Regions from separate parts of the Homo sapiens genome. Here regions 2 and 3 are each linked to region 1. Evidence: chromatin loops called from intact Hi-C (ENCODE). Cell type or tissue: CD4-positive, alpha-beta T cell. All regions are shown on one strand. Region 1 holds the start of SMPD4 (sphingomyelin phosphodiesterase 4). Region 2 overlaps PTPN18 (protein tyrosine phosphatase non-receptor type 18). Region 3 holds the start of LINC02572 (long intergenic non-protein coding RNA 2572).

Region 1 (8,000 bases):
GAGAATCACTTGAACCCAGGAGAGGTGGTTGCAGTGAGCTGAGTCACACCACTGCACTCCAGCCTAGAAGGCTGAGCAAGACTCCATCTCAAAAAAAAAAAAAAGAAAAAAAGAAATACTGTTCTCCTGCAGCCCATAGTGGCCAGCTTCAGAGCCAAGTTTGTAGTACTGAATCCTCGGTAATGCTTGTACAGCATTTGTTATATACCAGGACTCGCTCTAAATGCTCTCTATATATCTCCTCATTTAATCCTCAGTGGTAGGCAGAATTCTAAAGATAGCAGCCCAAGATTCCCGACCCCTGTTTGTTCAATCAAATACTCATCTAGGTACTGCTATGACGGCATTTTGCACATCCAATTAGAGTCCTAAGTTAGTGGACCTTAAGTTACAGAGTAGTCCCCAGCTGACAGCCAGCAAGGAAACAAAGACCTTAGTTCTACAACTCCAAGGAACTGGATTCTGCCAGCAACCTAAATAAACCTGGAAGCAGCTTCTTCCCTAGAGTCTCCAGATAAGAGCAAAGCTACCAACACCTTGATTTTAATCTTGTAATGCCTGGACTTCTGCATACATAACTATGAGATAATAAATGGATGCCGGTTTAAGCTGCTAAGTTTGTCATACAAGAATAGAAAAACCAACCTCACAACAACCCGATGGGTACAGATGTACTATGACTGCAGGTCAGTACAGATGATGAAGGAGAGGCAGAAATGGGATAATTCACTTACCCCCACCCAGCTAGTAAGTGGCAGAACCAAGATTCCAATACAAACACCACCTCACAAAACTGAGACAGGGGCAAATCCCCTCCATATTACCTGTGCACTATGCAATGAACGGAGGGGAAGAGCAAGCTCTGCCAAGGGAGCCTTTGAATAAGCCATGAGAAAACTAGGATCAAAGGCCGGGCACCATGGCTCACACCTGTAATCCCAGCACTTTGGGAGGCCGCGGTGGGCAGATCACTTGAGGCCAGGAGTTTGAGACCAGTCTGGCCAACGTGGCAAAACCCCATCTCTACTAAAAATATAAAAATTAGCTGGGTGTGGTGGCGGGCACCTGTAGTCCCAGCAACTCGGGAGGCTGAGGCATGAGAAATGCTTGAGCCCAGGAGGCGGAGGTTGCAGTGAGCCAAGATCACACCATTGCACTCTAGCCGGGGTGATAGAGGGAAACTCTCAAAAAATGGAAAAAAAAAAAGAAAAAAAAAGAAAGAAAACTAAGATCAGCTTTCCAGAATCCTACCTCTCAGCTCACCCAGGTCAGAAATGAAAAATGCTCAGACCTAGACTTCACAGACAGGAAGTCTGCCAAGTCCCACTGGTGGGCTAGTTACAGTTTTCATGGCCCAGCTCTGCCCACTGCACAAGTAAAGGCACTGGGGTGACACCTGGCAGTCTGTGGAGGAAGAGAGGCTGGGTGTAAAGAGGCCATGTAGGCAGCTGTAGAGTGAGAGGAGACAGGAATCTCTGCCTCTCGGCAATAGGAACATCTCCCAAGTTTTTTCAATTCTTTTTTTTTTTTTTTTTTTGAGACAGAGTCTCGCTCTGTTGCCCAGGCTAGAGTCCTGTGGCGCTATCTTGGCTCACTGCAAGCTCCGCTTGGGTTCACGCCATTCTCCTGCCTCAGCCTCCCGAGTAGCTGGGACCACAGGCACTGGCCACCACACCCGGCTAATTTTTTTGTATTTTTAGTAGAGACGGGGTTTCACTGTATTAGCCAGGATGGTCTCGATCTCCTGACCTCGTGATCCGCCTGCCTCGGCCTCCCAAAGTGATGGGCTTACAGGCATGACCCACCGCGCCCAGCCTCTTTTTTCTTTTTTTGACTGAGTCTCACTCCATCATCTCACTGCAACCTCCACCTCCAAAGTTCAAACGGTTCTCGTGCCTCAGCCTCCCGAGTAGCTGGGATTACAGGGGCCTGCCACCACAGGCTGCCTAATTTTTCTATTTTTAGTAGAGGCGGGTTTCCCTATGCTGGCCAGGCTGGTCTCAAATTCCTGGCCTCAAGTGATCCGCTGCCTCAGCCTCCCAAAGTGCCGACTTTTTCAATTCTTTTTTGAGATGGAGTCTCGCTCCGTTGCCAAGCTGGAGTCCAATGGCATGATCTCGGCTCACTGCAACTTCCGACTCCCTGGTTCAAGCAATTCTCCTGCCTCAGCCTCCCGAGTAGCTGGAATTACAGGCACATGCCACCACATCCAGTTAATTTTTGTATTTTTAGTAGAGATGGGGTTTCACTATGTTGGCCAGACTGGTCTCAAACTCCTGACCTCGTGATCAGCCCTCCTCGGCCTCCCAAAGTGCAGAGATTACAGACGTGAGTCACCATGCCCGGCCGCTTTTTCTTTTTTCTCCTTTTTTTTTTTTTGAGATGGTCTCGCTCTGTCGCCCAGAGTGGAGTGCAGTGGCGCGATCTGGGCTCACTGCAAGCTCCGCCTCCCGGGTTCACGCCATTCTCCTGCCTCAGCCTCCCTAGTAGCTGGGATTACAGGCGCCCGCCACCACGCCCGGCTAATTGTTTTTTGTATTTTTAGTAGACAGGGTTTCACGTGTTAGCCAGGATGGTCTCGATCTCCTGACCTCGTGATCCGCCCGCCTCAGCCTCCCAAAGTGCTAGGATTACAAGCGTGAGCCACTGCGCCCGGCCAGCTTTCTCTTTTTCTTTTTTCAGACGGAGTCTCGCTCTGGGCTCTGTCGCACAGGCTGGAGTGCAGTGGCGCGATCTCAGCTCACTGCAACCTCCGCCTCGCGGGTGCAAGCAATTCTCTTACTCAGCCTCCCAAGTGGCTGGGATTACAGGCGCCCGCTACCACGCCCGGCTAATTTTTGTATTTTTTACTAGAGACGAGGTTTCACCATCTTGGCCAGGCTGGTCTTGAACTCCTGACCTCGTGATCCACCCGCCTGGGCCTCCCAAAGTGCTGGGATTACAGGCGTGAGTCACCGCTCCCGGCCTCAATTCTTAACCTAGCTATCAACTGCAGTGTTAAAGAAAAACGCCTCAGTCCTAAGGCACTTGGTCAAGAAAACGCTGCACTACTACAAAATGATCAAAGCAGCATTAAACTGTGGACTGTTCGGTAAGTGCGGAGCTCTAGAGACGATGAAGGGGAGAGCATCTCTGCTCAGAAGAAGCTTTCATGGGCAGCGACTGAAAGAATGAGGCCCAGAGGAATTTCTAGGAAATTTCCAAGAAAGGAAATTCAAACCCGAGAATTCCCAAGAGGTGTCTCCCACACCCCTGTTATCTGACTCTGCCATGGCCACCCTCCCCCGTCACAGGTCTCTGCGTGCCATGCACCTAGAGTCCACTTCATGGCGACTCTCCAACACCTATTTTCTCCAGGAGCTGCTTCGGACCCCGTTTGTTTTTTGTTTTGTTTTGTTTTTCTGACAGCGACAGCCCTTGGGCAACGCTAATCATTCCAAGCAAATTCTGTCATGCCAAGACCTCCCTTAACAGCACGCGCCCACTTGTTCCCAACTCTCCTGCCAATTGGGCTTCGGGAGCCTCCAAAACCAAGGCTCGGAGATGTGGAGCACACAGGGGAAGGGTCGAGCTGGGACCCACACCCGGCTCTTACACCCACACCGCCTGTTGAGCCCAAGGCTCAACTTCAACACAAAGCTCTCCTTCCCTCAATTCCTTCAACGAAGGTTAACCTTCAGCGAACACCTACCGGACCGGGACAGAGTGTACGAGCCGCGCGGGAAGGTGGCACAAAGGCATGGCCCAGAGGGGTGGCAGAAGACTCAACCGGGGCCCTCCACTCCCCAGCCTGCCCTGCCTGGGCAGAGCCGGCTGGCCGGCCCGAGTCCTGGGGCTCGCGGAGGAACGGAGATGGCCTCCGCAGGGGCTCGGGGAAGCCCCCAGGGCGCCGGACCGTCTCAGGCGCGCATCCCGCGCCACTCACCTGTGGGATCCATAGCGTCGCTCGCCTCAGAGATGGAAGCCGCCATTCCGCCACGGCGCCGAAAGTCGTCATCAAGCTGCGCGCAGAGCCACGCCCCGCGGCCGGGCGGGAAAAGCGCTTCCACCTCTTTGGGCCGTTACCTCAAAAGGCGCGTGCGCAAAGCGAAGGCCGGCCGGGCGGGGAAGAGAAATGGCGAGGCAGGAGTGCGGGGGAGGGAGTGGTCCTTAGCTGAATGCGCCTGCGTTGTGGCGGCCTCCGGCGCCCCAAGGTACTTTCTCCCCAGCAAGGAATCCGCGTGCGCGTAAGCAGTATTGTTGATTAGTGCCCCCCCCTTCCCCCCGCCCGCCCCGAAAAGCGACCCCTAGTGGTGCACCGGTGCGGACCAGAAAATTGCACGCTTTCTTGAAAGAGGCATTTACCGAGCGCCCAATGTATGCCTGGCACTGGGCTGGGTGCTGCCACCTAAGCGAGCACGACCAATGCAGTCTATCAGGGAGGCCCAGATCGCCAAGCAGCGGACCCCTGCGGTCCGCCATGCCACTCCCGGCTCCTAGAGCGCCGCTCAGCACACCGTGAGCGCCCAATAACTGTTGGGCTTCAATGACGCCGCGGAGGCGGCCCCGTCCCCGCGCTCCCGCCCCTCCCGCCAGGGCAGCCCGGGAGGCCAGACGTTGACGCTGCAGGGAGAGGGTGGTGGGCGCAGCCGCTAGGGGGCGCGGCGGGGCGGAGCGCACCTTTCCGCGGGCCGCGGGGATGGCGGCGCAGGGCGTAGGGCCTGGGCCGGGGTCGGCGGCGCCCCCGGGGCTGGAGGCGGCCCGGCAGAAGCTGGCGCTGCGGCGGAAGAAGGTGCTGAGCACCGAGGAGATGGAGCTGTACGAGCTGGCGCAGGCGGCGGGCGGCGCTATCGACCCCGACGTGTTCAAGTGAGCGGGGCGGGTGGGGGCCGCATGCTAGCCAGACACCCCCCGACCTCTGCTTTCCGGGTACGCCCGGCCCGCTGGTCGGGAGGAGCCCCCGCCCCCGTCCTTGTCGGGTCTTCAGGGAGGTGGCCGCGCCGGGCGGAGAGGGCTCACCGGCCCCGCGTCTGTCCCCGCCAGGATCCTGGTGGACCTGCTGAAGCTGAACGTGGCCCCCCTCGCCGTCTTCCAGATGCTCAAGTCCATGTGTGCCGGGCAGAGGCTAGCGAGCGAGCCCCAGGACCCTGCGGCCGTGTCTCTGCCCACGTCGAGCGTGCCCGAGACCCGAGGTCAGAGCTGGGCCCGCTGTCCCTGCCCCAGTGGCGGGGGTGGCGGGCGGGGAGGGGGCAGGCGCGGCACAGCGGCGGCGTGGCCCTGAGTGGCCAGGCCTGTCTGTCGGTCTAGGCCCAGCACCTGCAGGGCCCATCCGTGGGCTCTGCTCCTGGGCTTCGCTGCCAGCCTTAGGAGGCACGTCCAGGTCAGGTGGACGCAGAGTGCGTACCCCAGGGTGGTCCAGGCTGGGTAGGGCTCCTCCGCTTAGCTCCCCTCCACCTCTTCACTCAGGCCTTCATCCTACAACGTCGGGAATCAAGACAGTTTGGGGCTGGGCGCCCTGGCTCACGCCTATAATCTTTGGGACCCCAGGGCGGGAGGATCGTTTGAGGCCATGAGTTTTAGACCACTCTGGGTGACAGGGTGAGATCCTGTCTCTAAATGTTTTTCAAAAGACAGTCTCGATCTCTGTCCTGTGGTATACAGCATCCAGGGAAGTGCCCAGGGACCAGGGCAGGCAGAGGTCTTCCTGCCTTTACCCCACCTGGGCCCAGTTCCTGCGCAGGGGCTTGGCCAGTCCTGGTCAGCTTTCCCTCTGATGACTGCAGGAAGAGAGTCAGACGCGGAACTCCCAGGGTGCAGAGGCCTGCGGGGTCTGAAGGGCCTCCTCCCTCTCCAGTGTGGTGACTGGGCTGAGGAGATTCTGGGACTGAGAGTGTCATGGTGGAGCCTCTGTCCCTGCTCATCCTCTCCGCATGTTGCTTCTGCTCCCGATGGCTCTCTCTGAAATGCAGCACAACCTCCTAGGCCAATGGAAGAAGGCCCAGAGCTGGCTCCCTGCCTGGAAGCACGAGGAGACCCGCACAGGCATCCTGAGAAGGCGTGGAGAGCAGGCTGCCTTCATGGGGGGAGTGCCAGGGCCTGGGCACCCACACCCGCTGACCCAAGAGGGCCCGGGCACCTGCGTGCTGGCCTCTTCACTGACCTTCGCTCTGTCTGCTCTCTTTGTGTCTCTCTCTGACCTCCAGAGGCCTCCTTTCTCTCTGCCAGGAACAGTAGCCCCCCTGCAAGGCCCTCCTTTTCCTCCAGCCCGCAGCCTGCGGCCTCTCCGGTTCTGCTCCACAGCCCGGCTGCCACACACTCGCCTCTCTCTCCAGGCCCCCCGGGTTCCCTCCGCCTCTCTTGCTGCCTGTTCTCTCCTTTTGCAGGTTGCGTTTATTGGCTTATCTCTGGGGGTTGGTGCTCTCCCTTGTTTCCATGGAAACTGCCTGGCCCCAGGAGGCCCAAGCAGCTTTGAGCTCCAAGGGCAGGACCATGCAGGCCATCGCTGCCCTGCCGCTTAGCCACAGGGCACGATTTCTGACTCGGTTTATTAGAGACATAGTGTGGCAGTCTCTAGACCCCACAGTCGGGCTGGCATCTGGGGACAGGACCAACACCCCCACACCCCAGAGGCGAACTGTGGTGAGTGTAAAGAGCCCCTCTCCAAGGGAAGACAGCCGGCCAGAGTGCGGTGTGCTGTGCTGGAGAGCACAGCCCCAGGCGTGACAAACACCTCGGCCTCTTAGAAGTTGTCCCTTATCTGGACAGGAAGTCTGGAGGCTGAAACAGAGACTCCCACCTTCCCAGAGTCTCCTGGGCAGTGCCACACAGATGCCATATGCTGGCCCCGTGGCCACACTCCAGCACTCAGCCCCCTTGCCCACCTCACTCCTGAGTTAGCACACTTTCCAGGTGTCAGCAGGTGTGATCAGGGGCTCAGAGCCAGGGTCCTGTGAGAGCCCAGGGGTCTTTGGTTGCACCTCCTGCGTGCACTTCCTGACAGCGCCCACCTCACTGCCACCCAGAGCTCGGACCCAAGGGAGGGTGGAGAGGGGCTGAGGGACAGGCCTGGAGTAGGGGTGTATGCACTGCAGGCTGAGATGAGCAATTGAGGGGCAAGTGTCCAGCAGGAGGGAGAAACTGGGAACAGAGTCCTTGTCACTCCAGGGGATGTTGCTGCTCACTCAGCACTCACTCAGGGCTCTGGGAGCCAGGCCTAGCTCTCAGGGCAGAGGGTGTGGCAGGGAAGTGAGATGATCACACTCAGAGCCCAGTGAGAGGCAGTGAGGAAAACCACCAGCGAGACCAGTGTGGTGGCTCACACCTGTAATCCCAGCACTTTGGGAAGTCAAGGCAGGTGGATCCCTTGAGCTCAGGAGTTCAAGACCAGCCTGGGCAACATAGCAAGACCCCATCTCTACAAAAAATACAAAAACTAGCCAGGCAGGGCTGGGCGCGGTGGCTCACGCCTGTAATCCCAGCACTTTGGGAGGCCGAGGCGGGCGGATCTCGAGGTCAGGAGATTGAGACCATCCCGGCTAACACGGTGAAACCCCGTCTCTACTAAAAATACAAAAAAAATTAGCTGGGCGTGGTGGCAGGTGCCTGTAGTCCCAGCTACTCGGGAGGCTGAGGCAGAAGAATGGCGTGAACTTGGGAGGTGGAGCTTACAGTGAGCCGAGATCACACCACTGCACTCCAGCCTGGGGGACAGAGCGAGACTCCGTCTCAAAAAAAAAAAAAAACTAGCCAGGTGGGCATGGTGGTGGCGCCCATCTGTAGTCCCAGCTACTTGGGAGGCTGAGGTGGGAGGATCGCCTGAGCCTGAGGGGGATGTTGCCGTGAGCCAAGAGCTTGTGACTGGACTCCAGCCTGGGCAACAGAGCAAGACCCTGTCTCAAAAAAAAAAAAAAAAGAAAAACCGCTAGCAATGGAGATGGGAGGAGGCTTCAGAGCCCAGAGAGCAGCAAGGGTTACACAGGGGGGTAACAAGGGTTACAGCAGGAGGGGGGTCGGCAGAGCCC
Region 2 (8,000 bases), 190 kb after region 1:
AAAAGTTTCATTTTAGAACAAAAGACATCTCTTTTCATTGCAAAAGGGCTTGTGTTTTTATAATAGTTCCTCTTTTGCTCCTGTGTCAAATGTTTCCTTAATGAAAGCTTTGGGGAAAGTTTGGGCTATATGAATTTTTAAAATGTTTTCTGTATTTGATTTTTTAATCAGGAATGCTTTGCTTTCTATAAATGTCTTCTGGTACCTATGATCTTTGTTCTCCTCCCTCTTCTTACTTGCCCCACCCCCCTTACTCAGATAAAGGAGAAGTGGCTGAATGAGGACATCATGCTCAGGACCCTCAAGGTCACATTCCAGAAGGTACTGTGACAGGGGAGGAGGAGGTAAAGGGGCTCCTGAAAGGGGAGAGGTTTCCTCTCCTGTAAAAATGGGCATCATACTAGTACCCACTTCCTCAGTTATTGTCTGGTAGACATAAATGGAAGATGCCTAGAAGTGGGCCTGGTGTATAGTAGATGGCCAATTAATGCTTTTTTCTTTTTTTTCCTAAGTCTTTTGCTCATCTTTTTCTGTGTTTCAGGAGTCCCGTTCTGTGTACCAGCTACAGTATATGTCCTGGCCAGACCGTGGGGTCCCCAGCAGTCCTGACCACATGCTCGCCATGGTGGAGGAAGCCCGTCGCCTCCAGGGATCTGGCCCTGAACCCCTCTGTGTCCACTGCAGGTTTTGGAAATGGGCTTCAGGAGGGTCTGGTGAGGCAGAGGGGACAGAGCATGGAGGGGAGTACAGGGCATGGGGCTAGTCTTGTAGTCTGAGTGCCTATTTTGAGAACCCTTGCTCACCCTCCATGGACTGTAATTGTGAGCACTTGTTCAGCACAGACTCAGCTGGGGAATAAGCACACAGCTCTTGCTCAACAAAATGTAAGTGATTAAAAAGGTTTTCCTTGTTCAGATATAATCTGAAGATTCTGGGAATCAAGAGGCTCTGCAGGGGATCCATCAGGACCCTCACCCCCATCCCCAAATGCCCCATCTAAAAGGGGTTGTGGTCAGGACCTGACCAGGCACACTCTGATTCTCTTGTCAGTGCGGGTTGTGGGCGAACAGGCGTCCTGTGCACCGTGGATTATGTGAGGCAGCTGCTCCTGACCCAGGTACGATACAGGCATCCTGTGTGTGCAGTGTGCTGCCCATGACCACGTGTCCTGCTCAAGTGCCTTGTCTGTCTGCCCCAGATGATCCCACCTGACTTCAGTCTCTTTGATGTGGTCCTTAAGATGAGGAAGCAGCGGCCTGCGGCCGTGCAGACAGAGGTGAACCCTGGGTCTCCTAATCTTCAGGGACAGTGGCCCACTGCTGTCATTTGCCCCTGCCTTCCCTTCTTGATGGTCCCTCACCCCAACAGGAGCAGTACAGGTTCCTGTACCACACGGTGGCTCAGATGTTCTGCTCCACACTCCAGAATGCCAGCCCCCACTACCAGAACATCAAAGAGGTACAGAGGCTCCTTTCCCACTCTCCTGTCCACCATCAGCACCCTCAGAGACCAGGACCCCGAGCAGGGTCCAGCCCCCGGGACTACTGGGAGCAGGCACTGACTATGACATCCACCTGTGCCCTCCTCCAGGCATCCTTATCAGGCTCTCCCATCTTAAGCTTTCTCCCAGAGCCCCTTGAGAGGCCTGGCCAGCTTCCTCCCTCAGGAGCCTCCCCTCCTGTTTTTCTTCAGAATTGTGCCCCACTCTACGACGATGCCCTCTTCCTCCGGACTCCCCAGGCACTTCTCGCCATACCCCGCCCACCAGGAGGGGTCCTCAGGTACCCGGCTCCATCCCCGGATTCTTCCCTGCCCAATTTCTCAGGCTAACCCCTTCTTCATCCTTGGAACACCAGTCCGTTCCTTGTTCACTTCGCCAAGTGTTCGCTGGCCCTTTCTTCGAATTGAGCTCTGGGAACCCACCCCAAGATGATTCAATTATCCCAAGATGATTCATTTACCCCTTGCCTCTGCCTCTAAGGCTTGCCCTGCCTTCTGAGTTAGGCCTTTCCTGGATCCTCTAATCAAACCTTAATTCAGGTGGCTCACCCCTGTAATCCCAGCACTTCGGGAGGCCAAGGAGGGCGGATCACTTGAGCCCAGCTGGAGACCAGCCTGGTTAACATGGTGAAACCCTGTCTCTACTAAAAATACAAAAATTAGCCAGGCGTGCTGGTGAGAGCCTGTAATCCCAGCTACTCCGGAGGCTGAGGCAGGAGAGTCGCTTGAGCCCGGGAGGTGGAGGTTGCAGTAAGCCGAGATCGCACCACGGCAGTCCAGCCTGGGCGACAGAGCGAGATCCTGTCTCAAAAAAACAACAAAAAAAATTCAGCAAATAATTCTAGACGCCGCCTTCTTGTCAGGCCGCACGTTGGGTGCTGCGGACATGGGATTGAGCCGCCTTCGCAGCGGAGACTTAAGGCCCTTGTCCTTGCGGCCATCCCTTCCTGTCTTCTATGCCACTTCCGCATTCTTTTGTTCAGTAGACGTTGACACAGAAATGACCACCCCTCAAACCAACACTCTGCCCCAAATTACCCTCCAGGCTGACCCCGTTCCTCCTTCATCCCCCTAACTTGCAGGGCGCTAGGGACACAGAAGCGAGGCCTCCAACCCAAGGAGCCCTCCCTCCCATCTAGCGCACCGCCTCGGCGGGAAGGAAGCCCGTGGTTTGCGCGCTGAGCAGCCTCCCCACTCCCGCCCTGCCCAGCGCCGCCGTTTCACTTCCTCCCGGCCCTCCCTGCCTGCAGGAGCATCTCTGTGCCCGGGTCCCCGGGCCACGCCATGGCTGACACCTACGCGGTGGTGCAGAAGCGCGGGGCTCCAGCGGGCGCCGGGAGTGGGACGCAGACGGGGACGGGGACGGGGACGGGGGCGCGCAGCGCGGAGGAGGCGCCGCTCTACAGCAAGGTGACGCCGCGCGCCCAGCGACCCGGGGCGCACGCGGAGGACGCGAGGGGGACGCTGCCTGGCCGCGGTGAGTCGAGGCTTGCTCCTTCTCAGGGCATCATCCTGCTGTGATCCGCAGGGCGGAACCATCCTGCAGTGGTCCGTCAGGCCCTGGCGGCCGCGGGGACCCCAGCCGCTAGCCTGGCCACGCCCCGACGCTGATGTCCAGGCGTCCCTGGCCACGCCCCGGAAGCGCCCCCTGGCGGTCGCAGTCGCGGTCCAGGGGCAGGGTTCCTGGCAATACTTGTCTTGGCCGCGCCCAAAGGCTGGAGGCCACGTCCGGGGTGTGTGCCTTCTCCCGCCCGGCGCCCTCGGCTCTCCCCTTCGGGCCTCCGGGGAAGCGTCCCCGCTAGGGGTGGGGTCTTGGGACTCCCTGGGGCTTCCGGAGCTGACCCGTGGGGGGTCTGCTGCCCTCAGTTCCTGCTGACCAAAGTCCTGCCGGATCTGGCGCCTACGAGGACGTGGCGGGTGGAGCTCAGACCGGTGGGCTAGGTAAGTCAGGTAGAGCCTGGGTTGCTGGGACTTTGCTGCTTTGAGTGAACCCAGGAGTCTGGGGTTGATGGGGCATGGAGCTTAGTCCTGTGGATGTGGCTGCAGTGAACCAGGAGGACCTGGAGGCGGGGGGATGGCCTTCTTCATGTCTGCCAGCTTCCACACACCTCAGCTTCTCCATGAGACCCACGGCACCCTTCTTCTCCCAGGTTTCAACCTGCGCATTGGGAGGCCGAAGGGTCCCCGGGACCCGCCTGCTGAGTGGACCCGGGTGTAAGTCTAACGCCAGTTCCTGCCTGTTGCCTCTTGTGAGCTCGGACTGCTGATGCCCCGGTGCTGCTGAGCGCCGTGCGCAGAATGGAAACAGTGGGCCTGGATCAAAGTTAAAGTTTCTCAGGGTGGGAAATGTGGGGGCTTTGCCCCAATGACTGTAGCATTCAAGGCTTGAGGCTGGAGGAGGTAGCTAGGGTATAGTGGCTGGTGAGGCTGCACAGAGCAGATTCAAGAAAGAAGATCAGGAAGGGGCATGACCCCTGAGTTATGAAGGGGAGAAGGGACAGATGAGCTTCCGGAGACTGCTCTCCTCACCACACAGCACTAGTCCATCCTCAGCACCTGAGCCTCCCTCACTTGGACACTCAGGGGACCACACAGAGAAGTGGATGGACACTTCGCCATCCAGGCAGAACTAAGCCAGGCATAACCACAGCCAAGCAGATTAACCCCAGGCAGACCGATAAAAAGACCTCCAGATAGGCAGACAGACAGATGGACCACCAACCTGGACAGACAGCCAAAGCTTCAGAGATACAGTCCACAGGTGGACAAAGGGATCCCCAGCCAGAGAGAGAGAGACCAGCCAACAGCTTGATAGACCAGTGCAGCCAGAGAGACCACCAAACAGAGCCCCCAAAAGACAGACATCTCTGCTAGCTGGACAGCCAGGTGGACCCCCTAAGTTAGATTACTAGACAGATATAAACAGATCCCCTGCTGAACAGATACACAGAGTTCTCAGACCCCACCCCCACCCTCAGGTGGGCTGGCTGGCTGACAGACCTTCTGGCCAGACAGACTCCTAACCAACCAGATGGACTGCCAGACAGGCAGACATCAGCCACATGGAATCCTGACATCCCAGCCAGCCGGCCAGACTCTCATCTTGATGTCTTGATGGATGGACCCCAGCTAGTCAGACATGATCCTCCAGATTGACAGACAAGTCCCCCAAATGAGTACACATCTCCAGCTATTCAGACAGATGGACCCCCAGCAAATCAGGACCTATCTAGGCAGACCCCAGCCAGACCCCCGCCAGACAGACTCCCAACCAGACTGACCCCTTACTATTCACACAGCCTGCCGAGTAGCTGGGACTACAGGTCTAATTTTTTTTTTTTTTAAGAAATGAGTTTTTGCCATGTTGCCCAGACTGGTCTTGAACTCCCAACCTCAAGCAATCCTCCTGCCTCAGCCTCCCAAAGTGCTGAGATTACAGGTGTGAGCCACCAGGCTCAGCCCCCTAAGATTTGAAACACTTTAAATGGCCCATGGTAGGGTTCCTGCTAGGATAAAACATTAAGCGGCTGTTAAAAGAAATAAAAGGAGGACACGTCTCTGTGCACTGGTGTGGACAAATCTCCAAGTCACTGCAAAATGGAAAAAGTATAAGATGCTCTTTCCCTGAACCTCAAGGGTCCCGCCCCTCTCACTTTCAGGTCTCTGGACCTCTGACTGACACTGTGCCTGCCCAGGTCCCTGTATGCACTGCCACAGTGCCCTGGGCCCCATGTCCACCCCTGTCCTGCCCTTCTCTGGGATAGGGCTGGCCTTCCTCTGCCTCTGCCTGGCTGCATCCATGGTCGATCTCAAGTGCCTTGGCATGAACTCCACTCTCCTGCAGCCTTCAATCAAGGAATGATGGGGATGTGTACATACCCCACCCCACCCCTTGGCAGGGTGATGCTGAGGTGTGGATTTTTAACAGTTCCCAGACTTTCCCAGGAGGCTTGGGTTTGGGTGCCCACAGTGGGAGCTGGTGTGATATCATACCTTCGCCGGCCGCCTTTCCTTCCTGTTCTCTGTGCCCCTACTCCCACTCTAGAGCTGCCCCGTTTCTCTGTTTTCGTGAAAGAGCTGACCCTGTGCTGCCTCCCACTCTCCCAATGCCCCTGCCACTCCTGTGAGCCTGCTGCTGGTGAGGTCGGTGCTGACCTCTGTGTTGCTGGATAATGAGTCATCTATCTCTGGAGGAGAAGAAAGGCAGGTCCTCCACAGCCCTGATAAAATCTCCAAGTCTCCCAGTTTCGGGTCCCTCTCCTGGGATGCAGACCCACTGCCTGCCCAGCTGGTACGATCCACATGCCCTCTTCTTGGGAATAGGGGCATGGGAAAGTGACTAAAGATACTGTTCTGGCTGCTGTGTTCACTGTGAGTAATAAACTGTCCATTTCTCCGATTCAGAGGTCTGTTTTTCCTTTTTTTCTTCCCCAAAGATGGAGTCTTGCTCTGTCGCCCAGGCTGGAGTACAATGTCGCAATCTTGGCTCACTACAACCTCTGTCTCCGCCTCCCAGGTTCAAGCAATTCTTCTGCCTCAGCCTCTCAAGTAGCTGGGATTAAACGCGTGTACCACTATGCCCAGCTAATATTTGTATTTTTAGTAGAGATGGGGTTTCACCACGTTGGCAAGGCTGGTCTCGAACTCCTGACCTCGTGATCTACCTGCCCCTGCCTCACGAAGTGCTGGGATTACTGGCGTGAGTCACTGCTCCCGGCCTTGGTCTGGTGTTTTATACACATGTGCATGTGATGTGGAGCTGTGCAGGCCACCTTGTCAGCATGCGAGGAGGGTCCAGTCTCTGCGCCTTCTTGGTTTCTGACTTCACACCCAGTAGCCTCACTCCTGGCCCAGCATGGCAAGCACAGTTTCCACTCAGGCATTTGCCCTGGTTATTCTCTCTGCCTTGGATACTTTTCTCCTAGATTCTGCCTCTAATATATTTGAACATTTACCTCTTAATATTGTTTCCTGTCTCTCCTGATCAGAATGTAAGCTGCGTGAGGGCAGGAGTTTTTGTTTGGTTTACAGCTACTGTCCCAGCTCCGAGAACAGTGCTGACACTTAGGAAGTGTGCAGGCTGATTTATCTCACACCATTTACTCCGGGTTTCCTCACTTCTAGTAAAGTATGACACCTTGTCTCAAATATTCTTTTCCTCTTTCCAGACCCATGTCTTTGCTCATGTAGATCACTACTTCAGGCTGACATAAAAACCGTTCTCTTGTTAAGAAAGCTCAGCAATGGGAGAGGCAATCCTCCACCCGTCTCTTGCTCTCCTACAGGTCTTTCCTGGAGGTAGTGGGTTGAATGGTGGCCCCCAAAAAGATAGGTCCAAGTCCTAACTTCTAGAACCTGTGAATGCGACCTTATTTGGAAAAAGGGTCTTTGCAAATGTAATTAAAACACCTGGAGATGAAATCATCCTGTATTTAGGATGGGCCCTAAACCCAATGATGTCTTTATAAGAGAAAAGAGAGAGAGACGCAGAGACAAAGAGAAGAAGGTCATTGAGATGGAGGCAGAGATGGGGATGAAGTGTCTGCAAACCAAGGAATGCCAAAGATTGCCAGCAAACCACCAGGGGCCAGGAGAGAGGCCTGGCCGATTCTCCCTCACAGACAGTAGAGGGAACCACCCTGCTGACCCGTCAGTTTCAGGCTTTGGGACCTCAGAACTGTAAGAGAATAAACATGTTTTGAGCCACACGGTTTATAGTCATTTGTTATGGCAGCCACAGGAAACTCACACACTGGGTATCCAGGAATGCAAGGCCTGGCCGCTCCTGAACTGGGCATCTCAGAGCTGTGTTTGCAATAGGACACTGCAGCAGGTGATGTTTCCTTCTGGATATGCCCTGAGCTCAGGGCTCCTCTTCTGCAGTGCAGCCCACTGGGTGCACAGCATCTGTCTGGGCTCTCACAAACCCCCATGGGATGTGGGGGTCAATGGGACCGTTGCAGGCACCATACTCGTGTTGCTTTGTTTCTGACCCAGTAGGAACAGTGAAGGCTCAGCTGTCAGTTTCCAAGTAGGATCGGATCTGATGATGCCTCCTTTTCACAGGAGTTAGTTACTTCTCCTTTTCTGCTTTCAACATCCCCTGCCTTGACTTCTCTCCTTTGTATGGCATTTGTTTGTCTTAGACCGTGACGTCCTGAGAGAAAACTAGGCCCCATTTGTGGTTAGGTTGGTTTCCAATCTCAGGGGCAGAGAGCTGCTTTACATAATTGATGAAAACTTTGTTTCTGTTTCCTAACTCTCGATTCAGTGCTTTTTTCACATACTCCCAAGCTTACATGTCCTTGCTACCTTCAGAAACAAAACATGGTATTAAAAGTTGCTGCTGGATATTGGGCAGCTGATATCTGACCTCATGAAGCAGAAGGGGAGGGTGAGGAATTGCCACTTGCAATAGGGATCCCCTGAGCTTCCCTGATACTAACATGGTGGGGGGGGGGGCTTGATAAAAAACAAAGGGCAGGCTCAAGAGCTCAGGG
Region 3 (8,000 bases), 300 kb before region 1:
TACTACAAATACAAAAATTAGCCGGGCATGATGGTGCACACCTGTAATCCTAGCTTGGGAGGCTAAGGCAGAAGAATCGCTTGAACCCGGGAGGTGGAGGTTGCAGTAAGCGCCATTGTACTCCAGCCTGGGCAACAGTTAGACTCTGTCTCAAAAAAAAAAACAAAAAAACACACACACAAAAAAACAAAAAAAAACACACAAAAAAAAACAAAAACAAAAAAAACAAAGCAGCAGCAACAGCACAAGGCCCAAACAATTACATCCCCGAGCCAAGGCCTGCACCTTCCCAAGCAGAGACCCAATGTTGGAATGACTTCTAAACAGCCTGGCATCCCTGGAGCAACAGAATCCAGTGGTACATGAAAGCCAACCAAAGGCTAGTGTTTGAGGAAGCATACCCATCACTAACAGCACCCTTGCTCTCCTTACAGAAAAGGGAGAAGAGATGACCAGCTAGGAACTGACTCCAAGTACAGGCAGGAAAACAATGGCTACTTAAGGATCTGAAGGCTTTTTTAGCTTCTCCTAGCTATTGCAAAAATGCACCTAGCGATGCTTCATGTAGCACCACCATGAGTGGCTTGCCTCTCAGAAGAGACAGGGACCCGTTGCCTGCGATGCACACCAACCTCAAAAGGGTGGAGCTATTTCTTCGCAGTGACAGAGCTGTTGCTACATGGAGCTATTGCTTCATTTGTAAAAGAGGTGGCTTTGGGGACAGAACTATTTCCCATCCATCAGCCAATAACAAATATTCCAAATACTTGACCTCGGTCTAACGATGTTGGAAATTATCTAAAGGAGCTTTATGCCCTTTAGAAGCTAGAATTTTCGTAAAGCTAATATATCTTGTTTTTGTTTTGGGGACAGGGTCTCACTCTGTCACCCATACTAGAGTGCAGTGGTGCGAGCTCGGCTCACTGTAACCTCCACCTCCCAGGCTCAAGTGATCCTCCCACCTCAGCCTCTCAAGTAACTGGGACTACAGGCACCCACCACCAGGCCTGGCTCATTTTTATAAGTTTTTGTAGAGATAGGGTTTCACCATGTTGCCCAAGCTGGTCTCGAACTCTAAGCTCAAGCAATCTGCCCACCTCAGCCTCCCAAAGTGCTGGTTTTGCAGGCATGAGTCACCATGTCTGGCCTAATATATCTTGTTAGCACATGAGGTGTTACCTATCAATAAATCATCCATATATATCCATATATGGACTCCTGAGGTGGGGGAAGTTTCTTTAAGTTCTTTTGTAAATGCCTAGAGATTATAGTTGGCAAATCTCTGAATCCCTGGGGGATGCATTGCCACCAATATGGAAAGCCTTCATAGGTAAACACAAAGAGATACCTTGGTTCCTCTGCTGAAGGTATAGAAAAGAAAGCTCAACATAAGTCTATTACTAAAATTAGTTAGGTCACACAATAGGAGGCTAAGAGGTTGAGTACTACAACTGTCAGACATACCAAAAATATATTTCTATCAGATTTTGTAAAAATATGTAAGCAAGCTAAACTTCTTTGTCAGTTTCCCTTCCTTTTTCATAGGTAATATAGGAAGACTATTACAAGGCAAATGTCCTTTCTTTATGATTCTCTTTCTAGTTCTCTAATTACAGGTTCAATTCCCCGTATTTGAGCTAGGGAGAGGATATAGCTTTACACATGACCATAATTTTTCTTTGGTGTAAGCTACGACAGTAGGGTCAATCAAATGATAGACTTAATGAGTCAATGTGTTTAAGAAAGACTTCAGCAAACAAGGCCTCTTGTCTGACCGAAGATGGCTACACATCCTCCAATTTGCCCAGTGGAAAGGCTCACTCAAGGTGTCCCATCCTTGTCACCAAACTTGTGGGGGCAGAAAGGAAACCAACACCCAAAGGAACATGCCAATTCAAAAAATAGAGAATGATTAGATAATTCTATTATTTAGAAAAAACCTGAATGCATTCAGGTAGTCAGCAAGTGTCTACACAGCTATGGTAGATTTTTAGCTCTATTGTTATGGAATTAAAGCTACAGTTACTATCCCTCATTCCGTTTTTAGTAAACAGCCAGAAGCTATTCAATTTGCATCAGTAGTTACGTTGAGTTTACCCTGATGGCCTGATTTTTATAATTCTTTATCAGGCTTACCCTGATGTTCTGCTATTATCATTCGTTACCACTACCTCCTGTAACCGCCCAAAAGTGTCCCCACACACACGAGGGCATGTTCAGTTTCCCACACTCCACCTCAACAACTGGCACCAGAATCGGCCCAGTTGCTCAAGCCAAAATCTCAGGAGTCATCCTGGTTTTCTCTCTTGCCACCCTGTGGCCCCACATCCAATCCATCAGCAAAAAACAGCTGGGAGCTGGAAAGGCAAGACTCTCTTCCTGTGAGTCCTTCACACCGCCTGCACCTGTCTAAGCCACCATTCCACTCCCTTTCCCACCTACAGCCTGGTGATATCTCCCTTCTCCTCTGCCTTCCCTCTTTGCAGCTCAATCTTTCTTTCCCTAGGTTATCAATTGTATAATAAAGATTATAAAATCACTCTATCCCAATAAATATAGCTTCTATCAGTCTTAATGACTGAAGCACCGCAGAATTCTCGGTTTGGAAGGGGGTTTTGCTGCTTAAAAAGTTTCAAAATCACTGCCAGAGGGAACCAGCAGCCCTTTTGTTGATAGCAGAGCCAGCTCCTCTCGCACGTGAATAAACAACCATAAATGAGACACGGCACATTTGAGCAGTCTTTTAAAATCATTTAAGCTTTAAAAATTATTTAAGACACGTTTGTTTTAAAAAAGCAATTCAAATCAAGCATTTGCAACATACCTACGATACCTCTATGGAGACTTAGCATCTACAAGACCCAGTTTGACAACTGCCAGCGCCAGGGAATAAGTGAAGTTTCTCAGCCCAAGTCACACAAGGCCCTAGCCAACCCACCTCTGCCTGCTCCCTGGGGCTCTCCTCTACCCCAGCCCTCTCTCCCTAAAGCCAGCGAGAGGCTCCGCGATTGTCCCCCCCAAATCCTTTCCCCCTTTTCGGGAATAGCAAGCGAGTCCAAGAGATGAGGTCACGTGATGCCGTCCGACCAATCTGGTGTGAGCAGAGGCCCCCATTCTTCCGGGGAGAGGGGCGGGGGCGGGGCCGGGCCGGGAGCGGAAGGAGCAGGGGTGGACAGAACAGCCTGGGGAGGGGGCGGGGACAGGGCGAAGCAGGGAGGGGAGGGGGCGGGAACAGGGCCAGGTGGGGCGGGCGCGCGTGTGGGGGGGCGGGCGCGCGTGTCGGGGGCGGGCGCGCGTGTGGGGGGGCGGGCGCGCGTGTCGGGGGGCGGGCGCGGGGGCGGGCACAGCAGGCGCAGGGTCTTTCCCACATGCTGGGCTGCAGAGTGAGGAAAACCCATCCCGGAGGAAGCTGGCGGTTAGGCTGGCTGAAGGCATTCTGCATGATGAACACAACAGTTCTCAAAAAAGTAATGATGTCATACCAGAGCAGCAGGAGGGGGTGGTCTGTGACCATGTATGCTTGATAAATTCTGGATTTAAGCAAAGTAGGCCGGCTTCTTTGTCAATAGACGTATTGGGTTATTCCCGGGGGGGCTGCAGCCGGAGCACCTCCCACTCCTTCGCAGGGGTTATTTCTGAAGACCCCCTCTTGGAGGAGCTCTGCTAGGGCCCTGCGTGCACCTGCTGCCCTGGCATCCTGGCCAGCAGCTCCGCCAGGCTCTAGTGTGTATGGCCTGGGCTACCTCCCGGTACTGTCGCCGCAGGCCTTGGGACCCGTTCCCGCCGCGAGGCTCCCGAGGTAGCCCCGGCCTCCGGTTCTTCTCAGATAGCCCCGTCGTCCAGCCCCAGAAGCGGGCACTAATGCCTTCCCTGAACGCTGAAAGTTGTTGAATGGATATGGACAATGATTAGAATCATGTAGAAAACATTAAGTGATGGTCAGTATGTTCTGTTTGGGAAATACTGAAATGTGCAACACAAGCTAGAAATAACAACATGCAGAACAGCACAACTTTGTAAGACCCGCGCTGAAGGAGGCAGCATTTGTGTGAGAGCGCCCGGCGCTGCCCAGAAGAGCTGGAACGCCCAAGGAAGGCCGCTGCTCAGCGCAGGACCCCTGGGCTCCCGGAAACGGGATAGCGTTGCTTATCTTTAAGGTAGGCTTGGGAAATACCTTGTTTCTCCGTAGTTTTGTGGGTGTATATACAGATACTCCTTGACTTACCATGGGGGTTACATCCCAGTAAACCCATCGTAAGTTGAAAATACCATAGTCAAAGATGCATTTAATACACTTGACCTACCAAACATCATAGCTTAGTGTAGCCTGCTTTTAACGTGCTCAGAGTTAGGCAAAATCCTACTTTATAGTTAAGTGTTGAATATCTCATGTCATTTATTGAATACTGTACTGAGAGTGAAAAAGAGAATGGTTGTGTGGGTACTCAAAGTAGAGTTTATATTGAGTGTGTATCACTATCACACCAGTAAGAAGTCAAAACATCATACGTCGAACCATCCTAAATTGGAAATTTGTGTGTGTGTCTGTGTGTGTGTGTGTGTGTGTGTGTGTGTGGTTTTTAACCGATAGGCAAGAGACACTTCCTAATGGCCTGTTTAATGACTCCAAATTACCTTGCGTCTCTTCATTGAGAAGGTGATTTAGTTTTCCCTAGGTGGTGAGGCACTATTTAAAAATTAATTTAAGCAACAACTCCAATAAACATGGGTTCATCTTTCAGTCTCTTATTAATCATATTCCAGAAAGAATTGAAGTTCTCTACCTGAGGCGTTTTGAAATTTTTTTCAATGTGGTTTTATGATAGTTATTTGAAATTACTTGACAGAGAGAAGACCATTTGTTATAGTTTGTGTACCAAGAGAAGTTCCAAGTGTGCCCCTGTTAAATTCCTTGAAAAGTTTTCACCTCTTGGGACAGACACTTAAAAGAAACTGAATTGGGCCCTGGTCAATAATCAATTTAAAAAGCTCTAGTAACTGAGAAAGTAAAATTCCATTTGCTCGTATGCCTGTCTTGCAAAGATCTATCAAAACTCCATGTTCTATTGCCTTTCTTTGGAATGAGAGCTGGAGCAGCTGACAGGGAAATCAATTGGTCCCCACCCTATTAATGCTTAATTAACATCGAGCTTGCTAGCATGTGAGCGCTCCCATAGGAAGGAGGCCTTGTATCAAGAGGAGGGAGCTGTGAGCACTGGCTGCTGGGGGGCTTTTGCAAGCGGCCCCCATGGATGGAGCCCAAAGGTGGAACACAGTTGCCAGTACTTTCTGGCTGACCGTGACCCCTGCAGTGTCAGGATGAGCCATATCACACCACCAGTGTCACACCAGAAGGGCACGAGGCAGCAATTCATGTGTGGTTGCACCTGCCCACCTCCCCGAGGTGGTCAAGGAAGGGGCAACATCAGAGGACCACCACTGTGAAGCCTCTGAGAAGCCATTTTTACTTCCTGCCACTGCAAAGCTCAGAATTGTGAGAGAGCCAGAAAAACTGCTGTCACCGCACACCCCATCAGAAGTGACCATAAGGGTGTTGTCTCTGCTCCAGGACAGGAGGCCCCCACGATGTGGTTGCAATAAGTGGGTGGTCCCTATGGTTGATGGTCCCTAAGTGGTGAGGTACTATTTAAAAATTAGTTAAAGCGATAACTCCAATTAAAGTGGATTCATTTTCAGCCTCTTATTATATTCTTATTGAATACAATTTATTATTTCAATGTGATTCAATATTTCAACAATGGTAGTGTCTCACCAACCACAACATGGTTGAGCCCCTTCTGGAGGGACCTTAAGGGTGTTACCATAACCAGTGTCCCATTCCAGCTGATTGGGCCCCATCCTCAGTCCCTGCTCAAGGAGGCAACACGGCTATTTGTTGCCCAGGAGAAGCAGCTTTGTGCACCTGAGTGGGCATTATCCCCAAAAGTGGCCCATAAAGTCAGCGCCCCTGACCCCCGGCCCCGTGATGGTGAGCTCCTAAGGGCGTGAGACTCTCATGCCACTGGAGGGCTTGAACAGAGGCTTAGCTGAGTGGGCCTTTTCTGTGGCAACAAAGGGCCAGAGAAGGGCCATCAGGCTTGGAGAGGGCTTGCTTACATTAGACAGCTGAGATGAGACCAAAGGAAGTGGGGGGTGCACACAGCCCTGACACTGTGGGCCTTTGCCTGCATGCAGTCTCTGCCCTGCATGGGACAGCAGCTTCCTCCACCTACAATTCCTGCAAGTCTCCCATTCTCATGGGGTGCTTCCTTTGGCTTTTTGCTTTTAGGTTTGTTTTGTTTTGTTTTGTTTTAATTTTAAGAAAAACCTGTTCAGAGCATGGGTTAATTTGCTAAAGCAATCAGGATGATTCCTTCTGAGATTCAGGGTAGAGGGGGTCATAGAAATCATGGGCCGTTCAGAGGCAAGAGGACAGGAAGCGGGCACCATGAGAGATGGAGGGAGGGGCTCATCCTGAACATGTTCCAGCCCCAGCCCACAACATTCCTGCAAAACCCCTCCTGGAATAGGGGCCACCCTGAGCCTCTGTTCCTTGCCCCACATAAGCTCAACCTTTACCAGAAGGACCACCAGATCCACGTTTGCCGGAGGGGGAGACCTACTGTTGGCTTGGACTCCAAGCAGGATGGAGGTCTTCCTGCCAACAATGCCCACGGCACAGAAAGCAGAGATGGCGGGGCCAGGTCATGATGCTGAGGGGACAGAGATCCTACAGTGTTCACTGTGCAGAGGGCATGGAGCTCCAATGAGGACTGGGCCCCTAGAGGCCACGCAGGGGCAGGTGCCAAAGTAAAGAACGCTAAGACATAGGTGGTCCTGCAGTGGGAAGCTGGCATCCAGCACCTCCACCAGGTAGGGTGTGGGGCATGAAAGAACCCAAGGAGCCAATGCAAGGACAAAGTCAATTCCAAACAGGCCACAACTACTCCTCTTGTTCCATGTTCTGATTTCCCAGGAATGGTCCAAGTTAACATCTGTCTTCCCAGTGTGATTTCATTTGCAGAATTGTCCTGGTTAAGATGATTAATCATATGATCTCTCTATTTAAGGGAGATTGGCAGGTTCTTCATAGGGAAGATATTAGTTACTTATTGCTGCCTAAATAATTATCCCAAAATACCACAGCTTAAGTTCAGGCGTGGCTTAGCTGGGCAGCTTAAGTTCAAGGTGCCTCATGAGATCACAGTGACACTATCAGTCTCACTGAAGGCTCAGCTGTGGCAGAGGGTAGGGACCACTTCCACGGGGTACTGCCATGGACTGCTGGACTGAGGGCCTCAGCTTTATACCATGGCAGTGGGCCTCTACACTTTGAGCCACTTTGGTGCCCTAGCACAGTGATCAGGAAGGGAGAGGGAGAACAGGAGAGCCCAAGACAGCCACAGTCTACTTATTACCCAATCTTGGGAGGGACATCCCATCATTTTGCCATATTCCATTCACTGGATGTGAGTCTCTAAGTCCAACCCACACTCAAAGGGAGGAGATTACATGAGGGCCGAGAAGGTGGGGTCATTGGGGGGTGTGTTAGAAACCACCAACCACCGTGAGTAAATGGGCTCTGGGCTCAGAACTTACCCATGGCAGTGCTTTGTGCCATACTGCACTGATCCCCCTTGATGCTTCTCACTCATTTCTGCTCCAGCTCGTTGCTGTTCCTCCTAGAGTTGCAGATTCAAGGGGCCTCACCAGTGACTGTGATGACTGTAAAACCCAGGCTTGTGGGTGCTATCTGGACACCAAGGAGACAGAGGCACATGGCACCACCCAGGACAAGCACTGAAGTTGGACTACCAGGTTCAAATCCCAGCTCCCCACCTTTAACTGTGTGACCGGGCCTTGGGGAAGTTATTTCAATTTTCTCTGCCCCCTGTCTATCAAGCATGGTGGTTGATAACACCTATTTTTCAGAACCACAGTGAGAATTGTGGAGATGCTCTATTTGAGATGTACAGGGTTCTCAGCTTACAGGCAGCACT

The links. A loop is a pair of places that touch in the nucleus more often than their neighbours do. Peaks named below come from ENCODE experiments on the same cell type or tissue, not always from the same donor. Only the 100,000 strongest peaks of a DNase experiment are listed, where the experiment ranks them.
Region 2: a loop joins it to region 1, with 2.7 times the contacts of the local background. A loop is called at or near these places in 4 of 110 quality-filtered maps.
Region 3: it touches region 1 in a loop (4-fold over the local background); 7 of 110 quality-filtered maps call a loop at or near these places.

Annotation. Positions count from the first base shown.
Region 1 is chr2:130,177,605-130,185,604 of GRCh38, forward strand. It overlaps SMPD4 (sphingomyelin phosphodiesterase 4), which reads right to left and starts at 3,998. Exons shown (of 20, transcript NM_017951.5): 1 at 3,926-3,998. MZT2B (mitotic spindle organizing protein 2B) reads left to right here and starts at 4,658. Exons shown (of 3, transcript NM_025029.5): 1 at 4,658-4,848; 2 at 5,023-5,171. The coding sequence starts at 4,679. RefSeq lists enhancers at 2,910-3,706, 5,607-6,343, 6,344-7,080 and silencers at 3,754-3,893, 4,404-4,913. In CD4-positive, alpha-beta T cell, CTCF peaks have their summits at 4,368 and 4,569; DNase peaks (open chromatin) are centred at 4,097, 4,577 and 5,689; H3K4me3 peaks cover 2,901 bases; H3K27ac peaks cover 1,226 bases.
Region 2 is chr2:130,369,507-130,377,506 of GRCh38, forward strand. It overlaps PTPN18 (protein tyrosine phosphatase non-receptor type 18), which reads left to right. Exons shown (of 15, transcript NM_014369.4): 7 at 259-321; 8 at 542-684; 9 at 1,051-1,117; 10 at 1,199-1,276; 11 at 1,369-1,458; 12 at 1,693-1,781; 13 at 2,751-2,977; 14 at 3,367-3,441; 15 at 3,651-5,899. The coding sequence ends at 3,718. Among named protein-coding and RNA genes, the nearest start is that of PTPN18, 17 kb to the left of the region's middle. RefSeq lists an enhancer at 2,324-2,951 and a silencer at 2,678-3,427. In CD4-positive, alpha-beta T cell, a CTCF peak has its summit at 3,135 (motif pointing left); DNase peaks (open chromatin) are centred at 1,195, 2,735 and 3,135; H3K4me3 peaks cover 2,898 bases; H3K27ac peaks cover 4,230 bases.
Region 3 is chr2:129,874,510-129,882,509 of GRCh38, forward strand. It overlaps LINC02572 (long intergenic non-protein coding RNA 2572), which reads right to left and starts at 2,982. Exons shown (of 6, transcript NR_149127.1): 1 at 2,939-2,982. LOC105373616 (a long non-coding RNA gene) reads left to right here and starts at 3,370. Exons shown (of 3, transcript XR_923328.3): 1 at 3,370-4,157; 2 at 7,667-7,818. RefSeq lists enhancers at 2,927-3,221, 3,242-3,798, 3,799-4,354, 6,232-6,732. In CD4-positive, alpha-beta T cell, no CTCF peak of the experiment used is centred here; a DNase peak (open chromatin) is centred at 3,142; H3K4me3 peaks cover 1,544 bases; H3K27ac peaks cover 889 bases.